Regions from separate parts of the Homo sapiens genome. Here region 1 is linked to region 2. Evidence: chromatin contacts called from ENCODE POLR2A ChIA-PET data. All regions are on one chromosome and are shown on one strand. The core of a region is the stretch at or near the end of the contact, and the rest is flanking DNA. Distances in the headings are between cores, read along the strand shown.

Region 1 (6,556 bases), core at 3,633-6,132, 92 kb before region 2:
TTTAGGCACACAAAAAAAATTGTGTGGATTAGAATCCATCTGCCACTTAACATGCTGTCCAAAGAATTTTGTAAAATAAACTTAAGCAAACCACAAAAAGAATAACTGGAACAACTGAAAGTAAAATTGCCATATACGATCATACAGCCTGATACGTTCACTATAATAAGGCTTGGTTTATATTAAGAAATGTCTGACCTTACTTTAGTTAGCATTATAATAACTCAGAAAATGAAATGAGTTCTCTAAGAACATAATATTTTCTTGTTGTTGTTGAGATGTAGTCTCGCTCTGTAGCCCAGGCTGGAGAGCGGTGGCGGGTCTCGGTTCACTGCAACCCCTACTTCCTGGGTTCAAGCAATTCTCATGCCTCAGCATCCCCAGTAGCTGAGATGACAGGTATGCGCCACCACGCCCGGCTAATCTGTGTATTTTTAGTAGAGGCAGGGTTTCACCATGTTGACCAGGCTGATCTCGAACTCCTGGCCTCAAGTGATCTGCCTGCCTTGGCCGCCCAAAGTGCTGAGATTACAGGGATGGCCACCAGGCCCAGCCAGAGCACAGTATTTTAATCTAAAAGTAAGACATACGGGAGGATCACTTGAGCCCAGGAGGTTGAAGCTGCAATGAGCCGAGATGGCGCCATTGCACTCCAGCCTGGGCAACAGAGCAAGGCCCTGTCTCAGTAAATAAATATATAAATAAATAAATGCATACATACATATACACACACACAATTTTTATTTGCCAAATAAATAAAAGTAAAATTTTAAATTAAAAAAAGTAAGACATATGACATTTACCAATCTAATATTTATATATAACTATATATTACCAATCTAATATTTATATATATTTTATATAACTCTTAGATAAATTCTAAAAGTTTATCAGGTATAGAAATACTAGAACAAATTTTATAATGTAGTATACAGTTGACCCTTGAACAACATGGATTTGAACTGTGCCAGTACAAGTGATAATGGGTGTGCCTCTCATGGCTCCCCATCTACCTCCTCCACCTCCTTTGCCTGTGCCACCCCTAAGACAGCAAGACCAACCCCTTCTTTCCCTCCGCCTCCTCCTCAGCCTCAGCCTCTTCAACATGAAAATGGAGTGGAAATGATGATCCGTTTCCACTTAATTAATAATAAATATATTTCCTTTCCCTTATAATTTTCTTTGTAATATGGTATACAATACTGTATTAACACATACAAAATATGTGTTAATCTACTATTTATCATTAAGGCTTCCGTTCAACAGTAGGCTATTAGCAGTTAAGTTTTTGGGGAGTCAAAAGTTATATGTGGATTTCCTACTGCACAGGGGGTTGGCACCCCTAACCCACACATGGTTCAAGGCTCAACTGTGGTTCCATCATCTGTACTCCCTTGCCCTGCTGGAGTCTACTTGGCCTCAGTTGCTTTGTGATACATATGGTTCATGCCTTTCTTCTCAATGCCATTCATGAATAGGAGATGCTCTAAAAGGTTTCTTTTGCCTTGGAAGTAGGTAGCTGGTTACTGACTGAATCATTTACTGACAAGGAATATGTTTAGATTCCATTTCAATAAGGTACACACACTATCAAGATGGTGAGGTTAGTTTTAAACAAATATGAAAATGCATATCTTACCCACATGCAGGCTTCAATCCTAACTTTTGAGATGATACTCCACAAAGAAATGGTTCCTTCAGTGCCCTCTTCATCTGGACAAATAATCTGATCAGGATAGGGTGGTTCGGGAAAATTAACTGAATTGCATTCATAAGCAGCTAATGTAACTGAGGCTATATGTGGACCCTATAAAACAAATACAAGAAACTTCTGATAAGAACTATTAAAAAATTATCAATACACATTATTTTAAAAATATATTAATTACTGTGTAAGAAAAATCTTAGCTTTCAAAGAACAAAAATAATTCTAAATAATTTCAAGATGCAGTTAGTAATATGAAGAAAATAATCCTTCCCAGAATCTCTTCCTGGTTGACTTAAAAAAAAATCAGATTTATTGAGGTAAAATTTACACATAATGAGTCACTTATTTGAGGTCTACATTTCAATTAGCTTTGACGAACATATTCAGCCATATAACCACACCAATCAAGATACAGAACATTTCCATTACTGCAAAAATGATCCCTTGGCCAGGCACAGCAGCTCATGCCTGTATTCCCACCACTTTGGGCGGCTGAGCCAGGATGACTGCTTGAAGCCAGGAGTTCAAGACCAGCCTGGGCTACAAAGCAAGACCTCATCTCTACAAAAATTTAAAAAATTAGCCATGCATTGTGGCATGTGCCTGTAGTCCCAGCTACTCAGGAGGTAGGAGGCATTGCTTGAGCCCAGGTGTTGGAGGCTGTAGTGGGCTATGATTGTGCCACTGCACTCCAGTCTGGACAACGGAACAAGGCCCCATCCCTTATAAAAAAAAATCCCTTGTGTTCCTCTGTGGCCAATTCCCTCCCTCAAGTCCTAGTCCCCGGCAACCACTGATCTAATTCCTTGCTTGACTTTTATTTTATTTATCTATATTTCTCATTTGTTAGATAATTCCTTTTATTAAAAAAAACTTCCTGAGCCACTGTTCTTTTAGGCACAATTTGAGAATATCACTTTACGTCCTTACTTAAAAACAGCTGGTGATCTACCACCTCATGTAACCTTTCCCAGTGAGATCATAAAGCAAAAATGTAACTGTGAAACCAGTATCAATGAGTTTTACACAATGGTTCCTAAAAGCACAAGATGAGGTGTCTGCATACTAGGGAGTTGGTTAAAATATAAATTCCTGGGTCCCTTAAGCATAGGTTGATAGATGTCCTCTAGCATACAGTAACTAGCAGCCATCAGCTATTATGAAGATAAATACTTTATTTGTAGAATAAAATTATTTACATATATATACACGAGATTTTATTACTAATTATATTGTGCAAGTATTTCTGAATCTGAAGGTTTCTATTAAAGATTTCTCCAATGATTTTTCATAAATGAGACAGTCCCACAGAAAAGTAAGTGGGCTCTGTGTATAAGAAAGTATTTTAAGATCACTTGATGAAAGAATCTGTGGTTCAAAGTACATAAAATCTAGTGATAAAAATAAAACTAAGACATTCTACTATCAAGATAATAAAATTTTGTTTGATGTTAATATACAAAGTTGTTCACACATATGTGATATTTATCTCTAAATAGAATCGGCATTTTCTGTTAAAATAATACCTAAAAAATGAAATCCTTGGAACTGAATCAGTTAATTATTAGTTTTTTCTGGATCAAAAAAATCGATGTGAAGTTTTAGCCTTTGTTCCTCTTTTTGGGGACTTTTAATTCTTGGAAATGCAGAAATATTAAAGTATTAAAATAATTATATAAGATTTTGAAAATACTTTGACTACTTAGGTTTTTGAAAACTTATGATTAACCATGAAATCTACAATCATTTCTTTAAATGCCAGGTGCACACAAGAGATTTCACACTTGGGGGAAAAAAGAATTATTTTGTGATACTACAAAAAAACCCCAAAGTTTGTGATATTCAGAATAACTGCATAGTTTGTGAAACATTTCTCCTCATACAATTATAGCTATCAGACATAATTAAAAAAAAAAGAAGAAATCAGCTGTAACTTCCACCTTTACTATTAGAAAACACAAAAGAGACATATGAATGCCAATAAGTGAAAAAGAAGAAAATTTAAGAGTTTGTCCATGCTGTCCCCATGTTACTGTCCTCTTTGGCTACAGGTAGTCTACAGCTAAAGTTAGAAATGAATTTCAAGTGAACAAAAATAAATTGCTCTGGGAGCTAAAATAATGAGATTTCTGGGATAGATAGGAAAGAAAAAGCTATATTTGCATTCCAGAAATATAAAAAATGTATCCTAACAGATTAAACACATTATCCAATAAAATAAAAGTTCTTTATAGTTTTCATTTTTAGTTATTCTGAAAAGGGAAATTTTCAACAATCTGATTTGAGAATGTTTTTTCAAGTCTCTGATTTGAGAATTCTTTCTTCTAAAGAAGTCTGTTCATTCACTCAACTAAACTGACATATATTTTCCATAACCACACTAGTAAGTCATGATTACTCAGCCTTTGAGGCAGATGTGGTGGTTCCCAGACAAAATGAACATTAACAACTCAGTTTCTTGTCCTTTGTTCATAGTTTAAACTATATTAAGTGATAGGAAACCTCACAAGTTCTATTCAACATTTTAGCTTAATGGTTTTTAAATATAACCGATTTGAATGAAAAAATATGTTTATATGAAAAATTCAAATAAAAAAATTTTTGATTAAAAGTTTTAAAAGTTACACATAATTCAAACTACTTTTAAAGTATATTTTCTAAAAACTACAAGTCTCACTACAATGTAGCAAATATGAGTCACATTTTTAACCATACTAAACAAAGAAACAAGAGGGTAAAGACCCAAACAGCTATAGTATTAATTGAAAAGCCTAACTGGATAAAACCTGCCACAGGATATAAAATTTATATATTTACTGAGCAGCAGGTTCCAACTCTTGTGGGAGCATGGGTTAGGGATCCTGGTCTATGGCTGAAGGTTTTCTGTCTCACGGCGGATGAAGTAACGGATACTAGACTTTCATTTCTATAGCAAACAATTAGAAAACTGGACAAAATATATGGGACAATTCTTTTTAGACATTGTACTACAGGCAGTACAGGGCTTTGATTACTAAGAGAAGGGATAAAAATGAAGAAACCATACATTGACTCTGGCTTCTTGTCTGTAGACACATTCCATGCCTGCCAAAAATTCCATGGTCAAAAGAGCAAGAGCCCAAACAAAGCATGTTGCTCCTGCCGAGTTGAGAATGAGATTGGGGTTCACGAGTTCAGGATTCAAGAAGGCTGAGGCAGTCAGAATTTATGAGGCAGTATACCAGAAAAGAGAAAGCTACACAGAGAAGGAACTCTAGAAATCTGCACAGGGGTCCCCTTCAGACTCTGGCACACAAAGCTGCATTGCATGCTAAGGTGAGACCACAAGTCCAGGCAAAGAACTACAAGAACTACTGGGAAAAGAATAATTACTGGGGATTTGTAAACTGACCAATTCCCAGAGTTCACACAGGCCTGGGAAACATTTGTGATCAACCAGCTAGAGTAGAGAGACTCAGCATTCAACCCAGAAAGGTCATGCCTGGGTAGGTACGACCTTTCCTTCTGGTCCTAAGGTGAAAGCTACTCTAGTCTGACCCTAACAGGGTTTAAAACAAGTCTTAAAAAGATCAAGCTGATCCACAGGTAACTTAATTGTCCCCTTCACCCTCCCCCCACATCAATGTTCTATAGTGGAAGACAAAATCCATACAATCAACAATTTAATACTACATATCTAGCATTCAATTAAAAATTACTAGCACTCAATATAATATTACTAGATATGCGAAGCAGCAAATTATAACTCATAACCAAAAGAAATATTGCTCAATAGAAACAGACCCAGATTTGATGAAAAGTATCAATCCACAGACTTAAGAAACTGAACAAATCCAGTCAGGATCGACACAAAGAAAATAAAACACATGGGCTGGGTGCGGTGGCTCACGCCTGTAATCCCAGCACTTTGGGAGGCCAAGGTGGGTGGATCATGAGGTCAGGAGTTCGAGACTAGCCTGGCCAACATGGTGAAACCTGTCTCTACTAAAAATACAAAAAATTAGCCGGGCATGGTGGCAAGTGCCTATAATCCCAGCTACTGGGGAGGCTGGGGCAGGAGAATCGCTTGAACCCAGGAGGCAGAGGGTGCGGTGAGCTGAGATCTCAACACTGCATGCCAGCACAAAAAAGAAAAGAAAAGAAAACATATAGGCCGGGCATGGTGGCTCACGCCTGTAATCCCAGCGCTTTGGGAGGCCAAGGTGGGTGGATCATGAGGTCAGGAGATTGAGACCATCCTGGCTAACATGGTGAAACCCCATCCCTACTAAAAATACAAAAATTAGCTGGGTATGGTGGTGCGCACCTGTAATCCCAGCTACTCGGGAGGCTGAGGCAGGGGAATGGCTTGAATCCGGGAGGCGGAGATTGCAGTGAGCCGAGATTGCGCCACTGCACTCCAGCCTGACGTCAGAGCAAGATGCCATCTCAAAAAAAGAAAAAAGAAAATAGAAAATAAAACATAATCAAACTGCTAAAAATCATCACAATCATGTCATAATGAAATTGCTATAATTCAATGACAAGAGGAAAAGTCTTAAAAACAATAGAGTAGATAAAAATAAAACATCTACAGGGAAAAATAGGTCAGACTTTTCATCAGAAATAATGCAAACCACAGGACATCAGAATTACTTCTTTAAAATGTCAAAGAAAAAAATACCTGTGAATCTGGGAGCTAGGGAAAATATATTTCAAAAAAATATATTTCAAAACAGTACTGTGGATTTACGACATATGAGGAAGTAAAATATACAAGAAGTAAAATGTATGACAACTAAAGCATAAATTATAAATTATGGGAGGAGGAAATGAAGAACACTATTATAAGGTTGTTATATTTTATAC
Region 2 (7,265 bases), core at 3,376-5,875:
GGAAGCACGTAGAATTTTATTCCAAGAAAGGATTCTGCTGGGGAAAAAGTATTAAAAGCAGGCTGGGCATGGTAGTATGCACCTGCAGTCCCAGATACTTGGAGGCTAAGGCAGGAGGACTGCTTGAGCCCAGGAGTTTAAGGTTAGAGTGAGCTGTGATTGTGCCACTGTATTCCAGCATGGGTGACAGAGCAAGACCCTGTCTCCAAAACAAAAACAAAAACAAAAAATCCCACGTTAAAAGCTGCAGACCACTCTTATTGAGCACAGAGTTTCAAAAGGATTTCCAGAATATGAGAAATAAAATCTATAGTAAGATTATACCTTTACATTACCTACATATTACTTACCTTCTGTACATATATCTCTATATACTTTTGAAGATTATTTCTATATAAATAGAGCACCAAATCATGGACAAAGTCAAATCGATCACACACAATGATAAGTGGTAGCTGATCTGTTAGTTTTGCTTCCTGAAAAAAAGACAAACAAAAGGAAACTTTAAATTTCTTCTATGAGGTATCAAATCTGTGTAACATATGAGAATTTGTTCTACGCTAACAAGAGAGGCTCACACAAACATAGCTCTTCTGTTAAAGAAAGAATGTCCCAATAGTTGAGTGTGTACATCCCAGTTTCAGTAAATTTTTACTAAGCAATACTTAGATTCACACAGCAAGATACCAAGTCTTTCCCATACACACCCTTTACCAAAAAACAAGAGTAACAAATTAAGATACCTGAGCCAGTGGCTCTCAGATGATAAATTCACCATACTGGGACTTTCACTGGTAATAACACTTCTACCGTATTTAAAATCAACTTAATAACTATAGTCACATTGTCAAACATATGGCATAAATGGCTTACATTTGTTTCAAACTAATGATTTTCTATCCCTCCCCACATCCAATCTATACAACCAGCCTCTAATACTCTATTATAACAAAGCCTACAAGGAGCAGCATGATGGTGACCACATGTGGCCATAAGAAAACCCACCCCCTACAAAAAAAAAAACCCAGCATTTAAAGAAAAGATATCTTTAAATTGCCAACTGCTTTTATCATTCCATTACAGATACCAAACTACAATCCTACTTATAGACTGACATAGAAGATGTTATAGACAGGTAAGTAAAACCTGTACTGGGCATTTACCTGATACATGTCCTGTTACATTCCACAGACATAAGGTAGAGCACAAAAAACAACAGTTTCCATCAGGAATTCATTTATACACAGTGAAACATTCCTCAATAAATGATTCCTCTAACACAGTCTACTAGGGAAGCAGAACTAAGTAGGGTAGAACTTTCCCCAGTGATGGCCACTAAGAACATTATTTTCAAGGTTAGAATTAAATGGCTCCTGAGACTAGGGGATATTAGTTACTCGATTATAAATAATACGAAGACTAGTCTATGAAGTGTCCCAAGAACACCAAGGTAAATCTTAATTTTAATATAGCCATCCTAAATTAAAAAATAAAAATGTCTGTAAAGCTGCAGATTTTCCACATTAAGGAAGGTTTTCTAAAATAAGTATTGTTTAACACCATGGAAACTCTGCACTAATAGCTGTTACGATCATTTCTAGAATCTGTCTGCATCTATCTATGTAAAAATTTTAGTATGTCATGTTTTTCCTACTAAATGAACATCAAAAAAGTATGGATCAACACACTAGTCATCTTACCTATACACATATAAAATATTTTTGTTATCTTTATCACTTACAGATAATCTAGGATTACTTATTCTGTTTTCATGCATAGGTGTTAAAATTTCTGTGGCAAATAATTCCACTTTTGTGGAATACTAACTGTATTCCAAAAGAAAATTTCAGATTTAAAAAGTAGACAAAATCTAGGTTATTTTCTTGATTGCTAAAATTTGCACATGATTTTATACATGGTAGAAATGTTAACATTTTAATAATATTAAATTACTTACTAAATGTTTAATTAACCTCCAGTTATAATGGTTAAAGATTTTAAGATCAAACTTGAAATTATATTAGCATAGTCAGAGGTTTTCTTCAACATAAATTTGTTCATTTAACAAATATTTATGAGTACCCAAGTATCAGACTCTGTTCTTAGGTACTGGAGATACAGCAGGGAACAAAGGAAGCAGAGTCCATTCTCTCAAGGAACTTACATTCTAGTGGGAGGAGACGTTTCATAGTGGTGTTATAAAGAAAAACAAGCAAAATGGGGTAGGAATGGGTTCTATTTTACACAAGGCAACCTGAGACATCCTCTCTTCTGACATTCAATCAGAAACCCAAAGAAGGTAAAGGAGAAAGAAGGTCATGAGAGAATAGTAGTACAGGGCACAAGCAAAGGCCCTTCGGCAGGACAAGGTTAGGGGAGTTCCAGGAATAGCTAGCAGGCCAGTGTGGTTGAAGCTAAACCAGGAAAGAAAGAAAAAAAGAAAGGTAGAAAATAAGATCAAAGGTAGCAAGGAGCAGATCATGGGTCTGATGAACAGTTATATGCTTTCTACAGAGAGCTTACAGTTCTACAAACTTAGGGCATGAGTCAAATGATGCTAATGACACAATTTTATCCTGCTCACAGGGTACCTTAAAGGAGAAGTTATGTTCTACCAATCTCTTTATTCCTGGTGGCTAACACACAATTGGCACTTGAATATTCAAGATCAGAGTCAGGGTATTTTTCTTATGACACAGGGTTTACTTACAACACCAGTAAATTATCATGTAGCTAGTACCTCTAAAATTAAGTTTAATAACAGTGATAAGAGGCATCATAACCCTGTACTGGAGGTTAACAAGGAATCTAATAAGTTCACTCTCAACACTGGCATCAGAGGATGAATGTGATAGTTGCATCTTAGTATTGAGCTCCCATGTCAAATTATGTAGACGTAAGACCCTAAATTCACCTCTAATCCTGGCTGGAAGTAAATTCCTTCAAAGAGTCAAGTACAAATTGATATCAAAGAGAAATAAATACTTGCCTGACAGAAATCCCATTTAGGCTGACTCCACCTTTTTCCAAGGCTTATCACTTATCAGTAATAGTTACTGCCTAAACATCTATAGTATACAAGGTACTTGATAAATAAACATAGCTTATGGTTGAAGAAACTGAGGCTGAGGCATATTCATTAACTTGCCTGAGGTAACAGCTAGACATATACTGAATGAACAAACAATGGCTAAGTAGAATTTGAAACAGGTCTGACTGACTCAAAAGCTCATAATCCACATCCACACCCCTACTATATCAGGCTTGTACCCAGTTCACAAGTGTGGAGGGGAAATCTTCATCTGATTAGATCCCATGGGCTATGCAAACCTAAGGCAGTACCATCCTAGTACCCAGAGGATTGTTTTTCATTTCTTTACTAGAGGATTTTTTTTAAAGCTCAAAAATGTGATAATTAAATAATAGCTAATTTCATTTTGCTTTCCATATATATATAACTCAAATATTAAAATCCAAAGCTAAAGAAGTTACAATTTAAGCATAGAAGCTGAGGGCTCAATAAAAACAAAAAGAAATCATTTAAGAATCTGGTAGTATTAACACAGGAACAGAAAACCAAATACTGCATGTTCTCACTAGCAAGTGGGAGATAAATGATGAGAACACATGGACACAGAGAGGAACAACAGACACTGGGGCCTACTGAAGGGTGGAGGATGGGAGGAGGGAGAGGATCAGAAAAAATAACTAATGGGTTGTAGGCTTAATACCTGGATGACGAAACAATCTGTACAACAAACCCCCATGACACAGTTTACCTATATAACAAACCTGCCCACGCACCCCTGAACTTAAAAGCTTAAAAAGAAAAACAAAAAAAAAAACCCAACACCCCCTGCCCCCAAAAGAATCTAGTAGTAGTTTTTTTTGTTGTTGTTTTTTTTAAAGGAAATAGTAATGATACTCAAAGAAGGAAGTGAATCAGTAGTATGGGTACACTAGTCAAGCACAGAGTATCAAATCTTTCTCATTTGGAGGGGTTTTTTGACACCAGAAAGTTTTGGTCCAAACATAGCACAGCTAGGTTACCCAGAATATTCATGATGGCCAAGACATTTTAAAGCTATACTTTTTTGAAAAGTGTATCTTTTAATCTAAAATGTAGAGCAGTTTCAACATTTTGACTACTTCATTACACTAAAACCCCTAAGGGTTTTGCTATTTAATCTAGAGCCCAGGTAGTAAATTCTTCAAAAGAACAATCTGCCAATGCAACCACACACACAAATGATGATAATCTGGGAGTAGGAAAAGCCTACTTTCTATACTGTGTTCTACAAAAACATTTTGGTTTTACTTGTAATGTAAAATTCTTCCAAGACAAAAAATACTTCAGAACTTTCTATAAAGTCTCAGGAATCATTATATATATATATAGTGTACACACACACACATAATAGGCAGTGAGAGAGCAGTAATCTAAGTGTTCTGTAGTTTTCCTAGCCTTTTATAGATAGCTATCAATTTTAAAGCTTTATTTCCATCACAAAGTAACTGGCAGTTACAAGAATAAAGCTAAAGCTAAGTTAAACATTAAACAAAATTAACTGCCCTTAGGGATGTTCTAGAGTTCAGAATCTCTCAACCATTACTCCTCCCTGCAACACAGGTGGTCCTTACTCCTCTCTAACTGATTTAATGTGTCACAAAGCTGAGCGTTTTGTTTGATCTTACCTTTATGAATTATATATGAATAACAATATTTTAGTTTCTAGAGTTGAGCAAACTTGATGAAAGAGGTAAACCTATACATTCCTTAGACAACAGATCCCTTTGCCTACAATAGAGGCTCCTCAAAATGGTATGAAGAGCAAGCTGATGTTAATATTCAAAAGCCTAAATGATTCTAAAATGACATTGAAAGTATACAACCACTTTTCTAAATTTTTCCATCCAAAATTAAAATAAAGGAAATTCCTTTGAAATAGTGCTATTTTTTTTTTCTTCTTTTAAACAGATGGTCATTCTTACTCACCAATTTCCTTCCGTATTTCAAAGGAAACCACAGAATATTATGTTTGGAAGAAATAATCCAGCACACAACTTAAGAATGCTAACAACTTCACATTTAGGGAAAAAATATTTTTGAACTATGACCAAACCCTTGTAGAACTGCTAACCTGGAATCCAACCAGAAAACACATTACTCAAAACCACTTACCTTAAGAAAATTCTTGACTCGCTCAGGATCGTAGCAGTTGCTTTCTCTACAGATTCTTTCTACTTCTTTGATTTGCCCAGTCTTGCAAGCTGCCTGAATATATTTAAAGTGCACATCTGGGTCCTGGCTAAAGTTAACAATGGATCCCAGAAAATAAAAGAGACCTTAAAGAAACAAGTAATTACAATTAAGCATAGGCACACTTTTGAGAATGACTGAAAAACATTTATGTAATTAAAAAACTGTTATATTGAATACTCCCAAATATAAGTTGGTTGCTTAAAAAGCGCGATAAAAATACTAACTATTCCATTAATCAGATCAGTAAAATGGATTGCACTTTAATCCTGAAGAATAGACAATTCAACCCAATGTTTCCTTTTTTTCTTTTTTATTGAGGCAGGTCTCTGTCACCCAGGCTGGAGTGCAGTGGCACGATCATAGCTCACTGCAGCCTCAAACTCCTGGGCTCAAGCAATCCTCCCACCTCAACCTCCTAAGTAGCTAGAACTACAGATGCATGCCACCATGCCAGGCTAATTTTTAAGAAAATTTTTGTAGAGATGGTGTCTTGCTATGCTAGCCAGGCTGGTCTTGAATTTGTGGCCCCAAGCACTTGGCCTCCCAAAGCACTGGGATTATTAAAGGCATACACCATTGTGCCCCTATATGGGAAATTTTAAATGAAGACCCCAATACCTGGTGTTTTTCAATATGCAATTTATAGGAAACATACAAAATAATTTGGGAAGAATTTAGTGCAGTATTGTCCAGAAGAACTTTCTGCAATGATGAAAATCTTATCTTTGCCTTCCAATATAATAGCCACTAAACACATGTGGCTATTAAGCACTTGAAATGTGGCTAGAGTGACTGAATAACTAAATATTAAATTTTATTTCACTTTAATAACTTTCAATGTAAATAGCTACTATATGTGGCTAGTGACTGTACTAAACAGTGTAAATTTAGTGCACAGTTAACATTTTGAAACTGGGAAAATTAAGAAAAAATTAAGAAAACTACTAGACTCTCTTACCCCTTCTCAATAGAGTACTACTAGTACAGAGAGGAGAGAAAGGCAGTTGGGGACCAGAAGTTAGACACCCAACAGTGATTACGTTAGTACCCTGTATAGCAGTGGTTCTCAACTGAGGTGATTTTCCTCACAGGTGACACTGGCAATGTCTGAAGACATTTTTGGTTGTCACAACTGGTGGAGCTGACGCTACTGGAATCTAGTGGGTAGAAACCAGGAATGCTGCTGAATATTCTACTAAATATTCTACATGTACAGGAACACCCCTCTACAATGATTATCCAGCCCTAAATGTCTATAGTACTAAGGTTAAGAAATCCTGCTAAATAGCAACAAATCACAAAATGCCCTTAGTGAGAATCACCTGCTATTATAAGAGTCAGACATATAAGCATAAAATTTTATTATACCTGATCATTAGTACAGACTGAGTATCCCTTATCCAAAATACTTGAGACCAGACGTGTTTCAGATTTTGAACTTTGGAATATTCGCATTATAATTACCTGATCAGCATCCCTAATCTGAAAATCCGATTTCTGAAATGCTCCAACAAGCATTTCCTTTGAGCGTTATGTTGGTGCTCAAGAAGTTTTGGACTTTGGTGCATTTTGGATTTTCAGATTAGGGACACTCAACCTGTATTTTCATTTTATACAATTTCAACACCACTACATATTTTTCTCTTAAAATTCTACCTTTAATTCATCTATAAAATATCCAAACAGATGGTCTGGTTCACTGCATATCCTTAGAATCCAACATAAAAGGGCCTTGACATATATTGAATAAAACTTAAAAAATTAAAATGTCCCATAGAACCAAATTTTTAGAAAAACAAAATTTCCAACAGCCTGATCATAAGCATACCTCTTCTTGGCTACCTTAAGTACTTTTTTTAAAAACTCAAAAACTCCTAATTACCTTCAAAACTCTTGAAAGATTCAAAAAGTTCAATCAGAGACTGAGTTGACAGTTGTTCATGATATTTAGAAGCCACCTGAACACAAATCTGCAGATTCTGACGGATGTTGGCAGACAGCA

The links. ChIA-PET counts read pairs that join two places held with the same protein, here RNA polymerase II (POLR2A).
Region 1: POLR2A ChIA-PET joins it to region 2 with 11 read pairs in activated T-cell. The contact joins two enhancer-like sites. POLR2A ChIA-PET finds 5 or more read pairs at or near these places in 4 of 52 experiments (BJ, Caco-2, PC-3 and 1 more).

Annotation. Positions count from the first base shown.
Region 1 is chr17:59,760,222-59,766,777 of GRCh38, reverse strand. VMP1 (vacuole membrane protein 1) reads right to left here. Exons shown (of 12, transcript NM_030938.5): 6 at 1,640-1,807. Among named protein-coding and RNA genes, the nearest start is that of VMP1, 56 kb to the right of the region's middle. Within about 2 kb of position 4,882, at least 7 of the 41 ENCODE cell types and tissues checked have a DNase peak (open chromatin) inside an H3K27ac peak, as active enhancers do; they include PC-3, where a contact is called at or near this core.
Region 2 is chr17:59,666,858-59,674,122 of GRCh38, reverse strand. CLTC (clathrin heavy chain) reads right to left here. Exons shown (of 32, transcript NM_004859.4): 13 at 7,146-7,265; 14 at 5,183-5,346; 15 at 351-476. Among named protein-coding and RNA genes, the nearest start is that of PTRH2, 37 kb to the left of the region's middle. Within about 2 kb of position 4,625, at least 6 of the 41 ENCODE cell types and tissues checked have a DNase peak (open chromatin) inside an H3K27ac peak, as active enhancers do; they include PC-3, where a contact is called at or near this core.